Linked DNA regions of Homo sapiens: region 2 is linked to region 1. Evidence: read pairs that join two places in POLR2A ChIA-PET (ENCODE). Cell type or tissue: MCF 10A. All regions are shown on one strand. Links, peaks and the distances in the headings refer to the core of each region. The heading gives the core; the rest is flanking DNA. Region 1 has its middle 5.8 kb from the start of NIPSNAP1. Region 2 has its middle 13 kb from the start of LINC01521.

Region 1 (5,600 bases), core at 1,601-5,600:
CAGAGTCCCCAGTCAAAGCCACTCAGGAAAAACCCAGGTGGGTTGATGGAAGCACAGCAAATGGTGTCATGTGGTGGGAGCAGCTCTTTCCTTAGGAACCCAGCGTGGCAGACTGACTGTGGAGTGGTGGAAGTGACCACCTCCGCCAACCTGACTTTGGACCTGAGCTTCAAAGGATGAGTAGGAGTCTGCCAGGAGAGAGGGAAGGACCAGCGGAAACTCAGAGGAAGCAATGTGTACTCAGTATGTGAAGGGGCTGCCAGAGGCCAGGCGCGGTGGCTCACGCCTGTAATCCCAGCACTTTGGGAGGCCGAGGCAGGTGGATCAATTAAGGCCAAGAGTTTGAGACCAGTCTGGCCAACATGGCAAAACCCGATCTCTATTAAAAATACAAAAAGTTAGCCAGTCATGGTAGCCACACCTGTGGTCCCAGCTACTCTGGAGGCTGAAGTATGAGAATGGCTTGATCCCAGGAGGCAGAGGTTGCAGTGAGTGGAGATTGTGCCACTGCACTCCAGCCTGGGTGACAGCAATACTCTGTCTCAAAAAAAAAAAAAAAAAAAAAAAAATGAGGGGTGTGTGTTGAGGGCTCTTCCAGGAAGAAAGCACAGTTGAATATAATGAATGGGTGGAGATTATGTGATGGCAGCCTCTCATTCAGTACAGGAATAATTTTGTTTCTCTTTTTTTTTTTTTTTTTTTTGAGACAGGGTCTCACTCTGTCGCCCAGGCTGGAGTGCAATGGCGTGATCTCAGCTCACTGCAACCTCCACCTCCTAGGCTCAAGCGATTATCCTGCTTTAGCCTCCCGCATAGCTGGGATTACAGGCTTGCATTACCACATCCAGCTAATTTTTGTATTTTTAGTAGAGATGGGATTTCACCACATTGGCCAGGCCGGTCTTGAACTCCTGACCTCAAATGATCCACCCACCTCAGCCTCCCAAAGTGCTGGAATTACAAGTGTGAGCCACCGCACCTGGCTGGAATAATTTTCTAACAATGGAATGGGCTGCCTTGGTGGCATGTCATTGAATTGTGTCAACAGAGGCCGAGTAGCAGCACGTTGGCTATGTGGTAGAGGGCATTTGGCAGTCAGGCCACAGCAAGCTGGACCCAAGGACAGGGAGGAGCCGGCCTTGGTGGTTTAGGGTGAGAGGCTCTCACCAAAGCCTTGGCATTCCTGGCTGCCTCACACTGCCTCCCAGGTGAGGAGAATGAGGGAGGACTGACCTGCAGCCTCCTCCTGTGGGTCTTAGCATTTCTAAGAAGGGTTTTCCATCTCTGTCCAGCCAAATAGGGCAGGAGGGTGAAAAAAGGTGGTGCTGGGAGCATGCTTCCACCCCTGCCTGGGAGAGATGGGATATGGGCATCCCTCCCCAACCCACATGAACCACAGTGTGGCCGCTGACTAGAAGGGCAACCTCAAGGCCCCTACTCCCACCTCAGCTAGGGCAACCACATATCCCAGTTTATCCTGGACTTTCTCAGTTTTAGCACTGAAAGTCCTCCATCCCAGAAAACCCCTCAGTCCTGGACAAGCCAGAACCTTTGGTCACCCCAATTACGGCCCTAGTTCTCTCCCCAGGAGATATACCCACTCCATCCCAGAATCTTTTCCTTGCTTAACTAAATCTATTTACCCTCCTTTTTTTTTTTTTTTTTTTTTTTTTTGAGATGGAGTCTCGCTCTGTTGCCCAGGCTGGAGTGTAGTGGCGCAATCTCGGCTCACTGCAAGCTCTGCCTCCCAGGTTCAGGCCATTCTCCTACCTCAGCCTCCCGTCTAGCTGGGACTACAGGTGCCCACCACCACGCCCAGCTAATTTTTTTTTGTATTTTTAGTAGAGACGGGGTTTCACTGTGTTAGCCAGGATGGTCTCGATCTCCTGACCTCGTGATCCGCCCGCCTTGGCCTCCCAAAGTGCTGGGATTACAGGCGTGAGCCACCGTGCCTGGCCCTATTTACCCTCCTTGAAAGGGAGCTGGGGTCTGGGCGAGGTAGCTCACGCCTGTAATCCCAGCACTTTGGGAGGCCGAGGTGGGTGGATCACCTGAGGTCAGGAGTTCAAGGCCAGCCTGGCCAATGTGGTGAAACCTCATCTCTACCAAAAATACAAAAATTAGCCGGGTGTGGTGGCAGGTGCCTGTGGTCCCAGCTACTCGGGAGGCTGAGGCAGGATAATCAGTTGAACCTAGGAGGTGGAGGTTGCAATGAGCCAAGATCATGCCACTACACTCCAGCCTGGGCAACACAGCAAGACTCCGTGTCAAAAAAACAAAACAAAACAAAAAAACAAAAGAAAGAAAGACAGAAAGGAAAGGAAAAGGAAAAGGAAAGGAAGAAAGAGAGCAGGGATGGGGTCCAAGCTCAGTGGCTCACACATGTAATCGCAGCACACTGGGAGGCCCAGGCAGGAGGATTACTTGAGGCCAGGATTTCAAGACCAACCTGGGCAACATAGTGAGACCCTTGTCTCTACTAAAAATTTTTAAAAATGAACTGGGTATGGTAATGTGTGCCTGTAGTCCCAGCTATTCAGGAGGCTGAGGTGGGAGCACTGCTTGAGCCCAGGAGTTGGAGGCTGCAGTGAGCTATGGTCATGCCACTGCACTCCAGCCTGAACAACAGAACAAGACGTTCACTCTAAAAGAAAAGGGGTATGCCGGGCACGGTGGCTCACGCCTGTAATTCCAGCACTTTGGGAGGCCAAGGTGGGCAGATCACCTGAGGTCAGGAGTTCGAGACTAGCCTGACCAATGTGGAGAAACCCCGTCTCTACTAAAACTACAAAATTAGCTGGGCATGGTGGCACGTGCCTGTAATCCCAGCTACTCGAGAAGCTGAGGCAGGAGAATCGCTTGAACCTGGGAGGCGGAGGTTGTGGTGAGCCCAGAGTGCGCTATTGCACTCCGGCCTGGGCAACAAGAGCAAAACTCCATCTCAAAAAAAAAAAAAAAAGAAAAAGAAAAAAAAAGAGTGAGGGTGGAACTGGGCTCTCTTTGTGGCACTCAGTGACATACAATGCTGGTTAACTGGGCACCTGATGTGAACTGTCCTTACCCACAGACCATTCATTCTGTGTAGCAAACCAGTTGCTGTATTCTGGTCAGCAAACCAGTTAGGATAAAATTCCATCAATAGGCCGGGTGGGATAGCTCATGCCTGTAATCCCACTTTGGGAGGCCGAGGTGGGCAGATAGCTTTGAGCTCAGGAGTTCGAGACCAACCTGGGCAACATGACAAAACCCCATCTCTACAAAAAATGCAAACATTAACTGGGTGTGGTGGTGCACACCTGTAGTCCCAGCAATTCAGGAGGCTGAGGTGGGAGGATGGCTTGAATCCAGGAGGCGGAGGTTGCAGTAAGCCAATATCATATCACTGCACTCCAGCCTGGGTGACAGAGTCAGACCCTGTCTCCAAAAAAAAAAAAAAAAAAAAAATTCCACCAGTAAAAATGTGGCTGAGCACAGTAGCTCACACCTATAATCCCAGCACTTTGGGAAGCTGAGGCAGGAGGATCACTTGAGGCCAGAGTTTAAGACCAGCCTGGGTAACATAGGAAGACCCCATCTCTATAAAAATAATTTTAAAATATTAGCTGGTGGTGTGTGCCTGTAGTCCCAGCTACTCGGGAGGCTGAGGCCAGAGTATTGCCTAAGCCCAAGAAGTCAAGGCTTCAGTGAGCCATGATCATGCCATGCCACTCCAGCCTGGGCAACAGAGGGAGATCTTGTCTTTAAAAAAAAAAAAAAGAAAAAAAGAAAAATTCCACAAATAGAGATTTAGACAATTTCCAATTACTATGGAATAAATTACCCCAAATCTTAGCAGCTTGAAACAATCAGCATTTATGATCTCACACAGTTCCTGAGGGTCAGGAATTCTGGAGTGGGTGGTTAGCTGGGGCGGTTCCTTCTCTGGGGGTCTCACAAGGCTGTAATCAAGATATTGGCTTGGGTTAGTAGTCATCTGAAGACTTGACCAAGGCTGGAGAATCCCCTTCCACGGTGAGTCATTCACATGCCTGGCAAGTTAGCGCTGGTAGTTGGCAGGAGACCTCAGTTCCTTGCTACATGGGCTTCTCCAGAGGGCTGCTTGAGTGTCTTCACCACATGGCGGCTGGCTTCCCCCAGAGCAAGTGATCCAGTAAGGTGAAACCTTCAAGGACTTTTGTGATCTGACCTTGGAAGTCACACTGTCGTTTTTGTACATCCCATTGGTTGGACATGGAGCCCTCCTCTGCAGGAGTCAGGGTCTTGTTCTGTTGCCCAGGCTGGAGTGCAGTGGCACAATCATAGCTCACTGAAGTCTCCAACTCCTGGGCTCAAGCAGTCCCCCTGACTCAGCCTCCTGAGTCACTAGGACTGCAGGCATGCGCCATCCATGCTCAGAATATAAATATCAATACGTGAGCAGGGCTGCATGTCTAACCAATAGGTGTAAATATCAACATGCGAGAGTCACGTGGGACATCCTGGAGGCTGGCTAGCACAATTAGCTTTTGTACTAGGCCCAACTTAATTATTAGGGTTGGACTCAGTTCTTCAAGCTGTCTTCTACAAGGCCTCCCCAGAGTCCCCACTGTCCTCTGTCCTAGGATCTCTCTCTCTCTGAAGTTCCTTTCTGCCCACCACTATGTCTGTGACATCTTTTTCTCCTGAACATGTCTCCCACCCACCCCTCCTCTCCCTGCAGAGAGCCGACCCCTCCTCTCCTGCCCTCTTCCCTTCCCAAAGCTGCCCTCATGGAATCCACCTTCATAACTCTTTGCCGAAGTCCGTTATCCAATCTGCAAAACGAAATGAGAGGAGCCAGGGACAAAGACAGTTGGGCAGAGCCAGGCAGAGAAGAACAGGCAGGTTCATAAGTGTAAAATATTGACAAACCTGCCATCATCCATTCCCTCAGACAAATAGATCATCACCAAATGGGCTGCAGACGAGCAAAGAGACAAATTACCCAGCTGTGGCAGTGTCACCTGCTCCTTATTAATGGGCTTTTATGCTCAGACCCAACTGCTGTCTGAGAACTGTACCCTTCAGTTCTTATGGGACCCCAAACAGGAGGGAAAGGGACAAGAAAGCTTTTATGTCTCACCTGGGGCAAGAGCCACAGAGCTAAGTCCCAGCCTTTCTGGACTATGCATCATATACAGATATGAATCATGTGCCTTTGACAGAGTGCCACATAAAAACATTAACAGGCCAGGCGAGGTGGCTCACGCCTGTAATCCCAGCACTTTGGGAGGCTAAGGCAGGTGGATCACTTGAGGTCAGCAGTTCAAGACCAGCCTGACTAACATGGTGAAACTCCATCTCTACTAAAAATACAAAAATTAGCCAGGTGTGGTGGTGTGCGCCCGTAATCCCAGCTACTCAGGAGGCTGAGGCAGGAGAATCGCTTGAACCCAGGAGGCAGAGGTTGCAGTGAGCCGAGATGGAGGCAGAGGTTGCAGTGAGCCGAGATCATGCCACTGTACTCCAGCCTGGGCAACAGAGCGAGACTCTGACTCAAAAAAAAAATGAACAAAGGCCGGGCGCGGTGGCTCACGCCTGTAATCCCAGCACTTTGGGAGGCCGAGGCGGGTGGATCATGA
Region 2 (9,473 bases), core at 2,874-6,873, 1.8 Mb after region 1:
CAGTGAGCCAAGATCGCATCGCTGCACTCCAGGCTGGGTGACAGACTGAGACTCCATCTCAAAAAAAAAAAAAAAGAAAAGAAAAGACGTTTAATTGACTCATGGTTATGCAGGCTCTATAGAAGCATGGTGCTGGCATCTGCCCAGTTTCTGGTGAAGACTAAGGGAGCTTTCAATCATGGCAGAAGGCAAAGGGGGATCAGGCAAGTCACATGGTGAAAACAGGAGCAAGTGAGAGTAGGTGCCACACACTTTTATTTTTTAATTTTATTTTTAAAAATTTTTGTATTTTTTATATTTTGAGACAGAGTCTCGCTCTTTCACCCAGGCTGGAGTGCAGTGGCATGATCTCAGCTCCCTGCAACCTCCGCTTCCCAGGTTCAAGCAATTCTCCTGCCTCAGCCTCCTGAGTAGCTGGGACTACAGGCACATGCCACCATGTCCAGATAATTTTTTTTCTTTCTTTCTTTTTTTTTTTTTTTAGACGGAGTCTCACTCTGTTGCCCAGGCTGGAGTGCAGTAATGCTATCTCGGCTCACTTCAACCTCCACCTCCCAGGTTCAAGTGATTCTCCTGTCTTAGCCTCCCAAGTAGCTGAGATTACAGGCACCCATCACCACCCCCAGCTAATTTTTGTATTTTTAGTAGAGATGGGATTTCACTGGTTGGACAGGCTGGTCTCGAACTCCTGACCTCAGGTGATCCACCCACCTCAGCCTCTCAAAGTGCTGGGATTACAGGCGTGAGCCACTGCACCCAGCTGTTTTTATTTTTATTATTTTTTGAGACAGGGTCTTGCTGTGCCAACCAGGCTGGAGTGCAGTGGCACAATCTCAGCTCACTGCATTCTCTGCCTCTGGGGCTCAAGCGATCCTCCCACCTCAGCCTCCCGAGTAGCTGAGACTACAGGTGTGCACTACCATGCCTGGTTAATTTTCGTATTTTTGATAGAGACAGGGTTTCACCATGTTGGCCAGGCTGGTCTCCAACTCCTAAGCTCAGGTGATCTGCCCACCTCTGCCTCCCAAAGTGCTGGGATTACAGGCGTGAGCGTGAGCACAAGCCCAGCCTATTTTTATTTTTTGTTAAAGACAGGGTCTTGCTCTGTCACCCAGGCTGGAGTGTGGTGGTGCCATCACGGTTCACCGCAGCTTCTACCACCTCCTTGGCTCAAGCAATCCTCCCTCCTCAGCCTCCAGAGTGACTGGGACCACAGGTGTCAGCCACCACACCTGGCTAACTTTTATACTTTTTGTAGAGGGGTTTTACCATGTTGTCCAGGCTGGTCTCAAACTCCTAGGCTGAAGCGATCTGCCCGCCTCGGCTTCCCAAAGTGCTGGGATTACAGGCGTGTGCCACTGCGCCCGGCTAATTTGTGTATTTTTTGTAGAGACAAAGATTTCATTACGTTGCTCAGGCTGGTCTCAAACTCCTGGGCTCAAGCCATCTGCCCGCCTTGGCCTCCCAATGTGCTGGGATTACAGGCGTGAGCCACTGTGCCCAGCCTTATTTTTCTTTTTAATGTTTATTTTCTCCATCAAATATAATTTGGAAAATGAGGCAAAGCAGAGGAAACGATAATAAATTATCCATAGTGTCTCACCACTTAAATAGAAGTACTAAAATGTTGGTATATTCTTTCTTTCTTTCTTTTTCTTTCTTTCTTTCTTTCTTTCTTTCTTTTTCTTTCTTTTTTTCTTTCTTTCTTTCTTTCTTTCTCTCTTTCTTCCTTCTCCTCCTCCTCCTTCTTCTTCCTCTTCCTCTTCTTCTTTTTCCTCCTCCTCCTTTTTCTCTCTCTCTCTGTTTTTTTCTTTTCATGGAGTTTTGCTCTTGTCGCCCAGGCTGGAGTGAGTGCAACGGCGCCATCTCAGCTCACTGCAAACTCCACCTCCCAGGTCCAAGTGATTCTCCTGCCTCACCCTCCCGCCTGCCACCATGCCCAGCTAAGTTTTGTATTTTTAGTAGAGATGAGGTTTCACCATGTTGGTCAGGCTGGTCTTGAACTCCTTGACCTCAGGTGATCCACCTGCCTCAGCTTCCCAAAGTGCTGGGATTACAGGCGTGAGCCACTGTGCCTGGCCAAATGTTGGTATATTTTCATCTTGACTTTTTTTTTTCAGTTTCAATGCACTGTTGTTAAAAATACTACTAATGAATATATGCTTTTTTTTTTACATTAAGAAATGAGTGTCTCACTTTATCGCCCAGGGTAGAGTGCAGTGATGAGTTCATAACTCATTGCAACCTGAACTTGTGGGCTTGAACAATTCTCCTACCTCAGCCAAGTGAGTAGCTGGGATTACAGGCACCCACCACCACACCTGCCCTCTCCTGCTTCTTAAATGAAGCAGTATATTATGAATATGTTGCAGATTAACACTGGGACTGTAGGTAAGTGTGTTTTGGGGCCACTTTCACTTTTTATCTTAAACACTTTCATAGTGTTTTATTTTATTTTTACAACGCAAATGGTTACTTTTGTCATTTGAAAAGCAATAGAGGCGCCAGGCACGATGGCTCACACCTGTAATCCCAGCACTTCTGGAGGCCAAGGTGGGTGGACCACCTGAGGTCAGGAGCTCGAGACAAGCCTGACCAACATAGTGAAACCCTGTCTCTACTAAAAATACAAAAATCAGCCAGGCATGGTGGTACATGCCTGTAAACCCAGCTACCTGGGAGGCTGAGGCAAGAGAATCGCTTGAACCTGAGAGGCAGAGATTGCAGTGAGCCGAGATCGTGCCATTGCACTCCAGCCTGGGCAACAAGAGTGAATCTCTGTCTCAAAAACAAAAACAAAAACACTTATATAGTGTTTTATTTTTACAACGCAACTAGTTACTTTTGTCATTTGAAAAGCAATAGAGAGGCCAGGCGTGGTGGCTCACACCTATGATCCCAGCACTTTGGGAGGCTGAGGCGAGTGGATCATGAGTTCAGGAGTTCAAGACCAGCTTGACCAACATGATGAAACCCCGTCTCTACTAAAAATACAAAAATTAGCCAGGTGTGGTGACGCACACCTGTAATACCGGCTACTCAGAAGGCTGAGGAAAAGAGAATCGCTTGAATCCAGTGGCGGAGGTTGCAGTGAGCCGAGATCGCACCACTGCACTCTAGCCTGGGCAACAGAGCAAGACTCTGCCTCAAAAAAAAAAGAAAAGAAAAGCCATAGAGAACCCATAATATCATGAGTACCTTTCAAGTCATTACATAAAAATTAAAAATAAAATAAGTAAATATTAAAGAAATCTTATTTTCACGGGCTGCAAAGCTTCCCGACTGGATGATTGGTTGTATCTTGATCTTGATTCTCTAACGGTTTCTCCTGTGGAACACTTAGGTTGTGTCCTTTTTCATTTTCTTTGCTATTATAGATAGCACTGAGAAGAACGTCTTTGCACATCATACATACCAGAAGCTTTAATATGATAATCTGATTTCATATGCTGGACTAGAAATGGAGAAAGACAGCTTGTGGGGCGACGAGTGCTGCTTTTATGAGGCGTTTTCTACTGGAGGTGGGAGGTAAGTAGATTGGTGGGGGAAAGGAGCTTAAAACAACAGTATTCTGAAATTCAAAATTTAGATTTAAAATAAGAATTATGAGCCGGCCATGGCGGTTTATGCCCGTAATCCCAACACTTTGGGAGGCTGAGGGTGGGGCAGATCACTTAAGGCCAGGAGTTCGAGACCAGCCTGGCCAACATGACAAAACCCAGCCTCTACTAAAAAAAAATATATATATATATTAGCTGGGTGTGATGGTGCGTGCCTGTAGTCCCAGCTACTCGGGAGGCTGAGGCACGAGAATCGCTTGAACCCAGGAGGCAGAGGTTGCCGTGAGCTAAGATTGCGCCACTGCACTCCAGCCTGGGTGACAGACGAAGACTCTGTTTCAAATAAATAAATAAAAAGAAGAATCGGGGCCGGGCACGGTGGCTCACCCCTGTAATCCCAGCACTTTGGGAGGCCGAGGGGGGCAGATCACAAGGTCAGGAGATCGAGACCATCCTGGCTAACATGGTGAAACCCCATCTCTACTAAAAACACAAAAAATTAGCTGGGTGTGGTGGCGGGCGCCTGTAGTCCCAGCTACTTGGGAGGCTGAGACAGGAGAATGGCGTGAACCCAGGAGGCGGAGCTTGCAGGGAGCCGAGATCGTGCCATTGCACTCCAGTCTGGGCAACAGACTCCATCTCAAAAAAATAAAAATAAATAAATAAAAAGAAGAATCATAGCCGAGTGTGGTGGCTCACACCTGTAATCCCAGCATTTTGGGAGGCTAAGACAAGAGGATTGCTTGAGCCCAGGAGTTCAAGATCAGCCTGGGCAATATGGCAAGACCGTGTGGCTACAAAAAAATTTTTTTGTTAATTAGCCAGGCAAGGAGGCATGAGCTTGTGGTCCCAGCTACTCGAAAGGCTGAGCCAGGAGAATGGCTTCAGCCCAGGAGGTTGAGGCTGCAGTGTACTGTGTTTGAACCACTGCACTGCACTCCAGCCTGGGTGACAGAGTGAAAAAAAAAAAAGAATTATTAGCTAAATGAGCCTCAGGTCCATTCCAGCTCAGGAATTTGGAGTGTTTTATTGTCATCTGTCTCAGGTCCAGGCTAGAGTGAGGGGTAGGTGGAGATACAAGCAGAAGGTTGCAGTCCACAGTCCACATTCACAAAAACACTTCCAAGCCCCTTGAGATTCCCTCCTGGGTTGACTCCCCAGCTCCCTCCTGTGCAGACCTGACTTTGCAAGATTCATGTGAAGAACCTGGAGAGTCAAGGTGATAGAGTCAGCCTGCATCCTCAAGGTTTGGGGCCTCACTTGTCTCTGAAAATCAATTTCTTTTCTTTTTCTTTCTTTCTTTTTTCTTTTCTTTTCTTTCCTTTTTTTTTGAGACAGAGTTGCGCTCTGTCACCCAGGCTGGAGTGCTGTGGAGTGATCTCAGCTCACTGCAACCTCTGCCTCCCGGGTTCAAGCAATTCTTGTGCCTCAGCCTCCCAAGTTGCTGGGATTACAGGCATGCAGCACCATTCCTGGCTAAGTCTTCCATTTTTAGTAGAGACATGGTTTTGCCATGTTGTCCAGGCTGGTCTTGAACCCCTGACCTCAAGTGATCTGCACACCTCAGCCTCCCAAAGTGTGGGAAATTACAGGCATGAGCCACCGAGTCTGGCCTGAAAATCAAATTCTATCAACTGAGGTGGAGCTTGGTTCTGAACCCACTTCCAGCTTTGTAATTTGGGGCAAATTTACTTAACAGCCCAGAACCTAAGAGGTTCTTTATTTGAGGGAGGGTCTCACTCTGTCACCCAGGCTGGAGTGCAATGTCATGATTACAGCTCACTGCAGCCTCATCCTCCTTAGCTCAAGCAGTCCTCCTGCCTGAGCCTCCCAAGTAGCTGGGACCATAGGCATGTGGCTCCACACCCAGTAAAAAATTTTTTTTTTTTTTTTTTTTTTTGTAGAGATGGAGTTTCACTAAGTTGCTCAGGCTGGTTTCAAATTCCTAGGCTCAAGTGATCCTCCTGCCTAGGCTTCTCAAAATGTTAGGATTACAGGAGTCAGCCAGCCACCAAGCCTGGTGCCTAAGGGGTTCTTATAGAAATGAATGAGAATATTATTATGCACATCGTAAATGCTTAATCAGTGACAGCTATTTGTTGTTGTTTGCAATTCAGTGTTAAATGCTGTGATGAAAGAAGCACAGGAATTACAGAAGTCATATTAAATATGATAGGACCTAGCCTGGGGCATGGGGGCAGGCTTCCTACAGGATGCCACAATAAAATTCTGACTGGTGAAGAAGAAAGGCCCTGGGGTATTTCTTTTCTGACAGCTGGATCTTTCTAGGTGAGAATGTAATATATTCAATGCCAGGTGATTCCCAAACCTGTGTGTGTGTTACAATCCCTTGGGGTGAGGGTGGGGAGGAAGTGATAGGTTACAAAAGATTCTAGAGGCACCAGCCCAATCGGAAGTGCTATATGAGGTACATATTATTCTATGTGAGGCACTTCGCATAAGACGGCTCTCAACCTTCATATCAGGAACAAGGATTCCTAGTTTTCTGGTTCCTGGCATGTGCTCTAAAAGAAATGCAGGGCTGCCCAGGCGTGGTGGCTCATGCGTGTAATCCCAGCACTTTGGGACGCCGAGGAGGGTGGATCACTTGAAGCCAGGAGTTCGAGACCAGCCTGGCCAACATGGTGAAAACCCGTCTCTACTAAAAATACAAAAATTAGCCGAGCGTGGTGGCATGTGCCTATAATCCCAGCTACTTAGGAGGCTGAGGCAGGAGAATTGTTTGGATCTGGGAGGTGGAAGTTTCAGTGAGGTGAGATCGAGCCACTGTACTCCAGCCTGGGAGTAAGACTCCGTCTCAGAAAAAAAAAAAAAAAATGAAAACAAAACAAAACTGCAGGACTGGGACTTGGGACACAGCTGGAGTCTTCAGTTTTTGCTTTGTTATGCTCTTATCATTCTTACCAGCTCAAATAATTATTTATTTTTTTTAAATTATTGTGGTACATAGTAGGTATATATATTTACAGGTACATGAGATGTTTTGATACAGGCATCCAATGTGAAATAAGCACATCATGGAGAATGGGGTATTCATCCCCTCAAGCATTTATCCTTTGAGATACAAACAATCCAGTTACACTCTTTATTTTTAAAAGTACAATTAAGTTATTATTGACTATAGTCACCCTATTATGTTATCAAATAGATTTTATTCATCCTATTTTTTTGTACCCTTTAACCATTGAATTTTTTTTTTTTTTTTTTGAGACAGAGTCTTGCTCTGTTGCCCAGGCTGGAGTGCAATGGTGCAATCTCAGTTTGCTGGAGCCTCAACCTCCTGGGCTCAAGTGATTCGCATGCGTCAGCCTCCCAAGTAGCTGGGACTACAGGCATACACCACCATGCCTGGCTAATTTTTGTATTTTTAGTGGAGACGGGGTTTCGCCATGTTGGCCAGGTTGGTCTGAAACTCCTGGTCTCCAGTGATCCACTCACCTCAGCCTCCCAAAGTGCTAGGATTACAGGCATGAGCCACCATGCCTGACTATATTTTTTATTTATTTATTTATTTTGTAGAGAGAGGGTCTCACCATATTGCTCAGGTTGGTCTTGAACTCCTGGTCTCAAACAATCCTCCCGCCTCAGCCTCCCAAAATGCGATAATTACAGGCGTGAGCCACCACGCCCAGCAAAGTCTCCAGTCTTTGTGACCCTAGTTAAGTCCCCTCCTTTCTCCATGATTCAGTTTCCTCATCTGTAAAACAAGGGAATTGATCTAAATTAGGAGTCTCAAACTCAGGTGTTTCTAAGGGCCAGGGTAACTTGGTGAGATGTGTGGCACAAATGGGAACTACAGGGCTGAAGAAGGCACCACAGCAAAGGGGAAAACAGGCTGGACACAGCAGCTCAGGCCTGTAGTCCCAGCACTGTAGGAGGCCCAGGAGGGAGCCCAGGAGTTGGAGACCAGCCTGGACAACATAGAGAGCCCCTTGTCTCTACAAAAAAAGGGGGGCAGCCAGAGTCCAGCCTGTGAACCCAGAAGTATCTGATTTAGATCTCAATCAATTTAGAAAGTTCATTTTGCCAAGGTTAAGGACGTGCCCATGACACAGCCTCAGGAGGTCCTGAAGACATGTGCCCAAGGTGGTTGGGGTGCAGTTTGCTTTTATGCATTTTAGGGAGACATGAGACATCAATCAATATGTGTATATGTACATTGGTTCATTCTGGAAAGGCAGGACAACTGGAAGGAGGGGCTTCCAGGTCATAGGTAGATAAGAGAGACAAAGGGTTGCATTCTATTTTTTTTTTTTTTTTTTTGAGAGAGTCTCACTGTGTCACCCAGGCTGGAGTGCAGTGGCTCGATCTCCACTCACTGCCACCTCTGCCTCCTGGGTTCAAGTGATCCCGCTGCCTCAACCTCCCAAGTATCTGAGACTACAGGCGCGTGCCACCACACCCAGCTAATTTGCATTTTTAGTAGAGAGACGGGGTTTCTCCATGTTGGCCAGGCTGGTTTTGAACTCCTGGACTCAGGTGATCTGCCTGCAGTGGCCTGCCAAAGTGCTGGGATTACAGGTGTGAGACACCATGCCCGGCTCCAAAGGGTTGCATTATTTTGAATCCTTGATCAGCTTTTCCCTGAATCCACAATTTAGTTTGGCTCAGTGAATCTGCATTTTTACATAAACAGTAGGGCAGAGGAAGCAATCAGATATGCATTTGTCTCAGGTGAGCAAAGGGATGACTTTCTGTCTGGCACCTGTGAAGATAAGCTATCTCTTTACATTGCCAGGTGAAATTCAACAGAACTGATTTAGTTCTGTTGAACTAAAGATATAGGGAAAGGGGCCGGGGGGTGGGGGTGGCTCACGCCTGTAATCCCAGCACTTTGGGAGGCTGAGGTGGATGGATCACGAGGTCAAGAGACCGAGACCATCCTGGCTAACACGGTGAAACCCCGTCTCTACTAAAAAACAGAAAAAATTAGCTGGGCGTGGTGGCGGGCGCCTGTAGTCCCAGCTACTCAGGAGGCTGAGGCAGGAGAATGGCGTGAACCCAGGAGGCGGAGCTGGTAGTGAGCTGAGACCACGCCACTGCACTCCAGCCTGGGTGAGAGAGCAAGACAGCATATCAAAAAAAAAAAAAAAAAAAAAAAGATGTAGGGAAAGGGAATTGCCCCAGGTGTAGCAGCAAGAATTACAGAACAGATTTATTTATCTTGAAAAAGGCCCAAAGTCAGGAGGTAAAGATCTTGAGGCTCACAAGAAATTTCCTTATGGGCAAATTGTGCGGCGGGAGGTATGTAGCTTTTTTGTATCTTTGTAGCTATCTTATTTAGGAATAAAGTTGGAAGTAGGTTTGCCTGACATAGTACCCAGCTTGACTTTTCTTTTTTTTTCTTTTTGAGATGGAGTTTTGCTCTTGTTCCCCAGGCTGGAGTGCAGTGGCGCGATCTCGGCTCACTGCAACCTCCACCTCCTGGGTTCAAGCGATTCTCCTGCCTCAGCCTCTCAAATAGCTGGGATTATAGGCACCCGCCACCATGCCCACCTAATTTTTGTATTTTTAGTAGAGACAGGGTTTCTACTAAACCTGTTGGTCAGGCTGATCTTGAACTTGGCCTCCCAAAGTGCTGGGATTACAGGCGTAAGCCACTATGCCTGGCCCCAGCTTGGCTTTCCTTTTGGCCTAGTGATTTCGGGGTCCGAAGATTTGTATTTTCCTTTGACAAGCCAGTCACGGGAATGAGGGCCTAGTGCCATCAGGTTTTCTGGTTTTTCACAAGAATCTGGAAATCCATTTTTAAATGTTTGGCAACTAGTCTAAAATTTCCCATAAACATTATGCTGGTCAAGTGGAGCAGGCCAGTGGGCCAGAGTGGGCTGCCAGTCCCCAGTTTATCACCCCTGGAGTGGCTGTACTTGGAGGAGTCCTCTGACTAGCCAT

What was found. ChIA-PET counts read pairs that join two places held together with the same protein. Peaks named below come from ENCODE experiments on the same cell type or tissue, not always from the same donor. Only the 100,000 strongest peaks of a DNase experiment are listed, where the experiment ranks them.
Region 2: POLR2A ChIA-PET joins it to region 1 with 5 read pairs; 3 of 35 experiments call an interaction of 5 or more read pairs at or near these places.

Annotation. Positions count from the first base shown.
Region 1 is chr22:29,584,113-29,589,712 of GRCh38, forward strand. No RefSeq gene overlaps it. Among named protein-coding and RNA genes, the nearest start is that of NIPSNAP1, 5.8 kb to the left of the region's middle. In MCF 10A, for the core only: no CTCF peak of the experiment used is centred there; a DNase peak (open chromatin) is centred at 4,049.
Region 2 is chr22:31,354,543-31,364,015 of GRCh38, forward strand. No RefSeq gene overlaps it. Among named protein-coding and RNA genes, the nearest start is that of LINC01521, 13 kb to the left of the region's middle. In MCF 10A, for the core only: no CTCF peak of the experiment used is centred there; no DNase peak of the experiment used is centred there.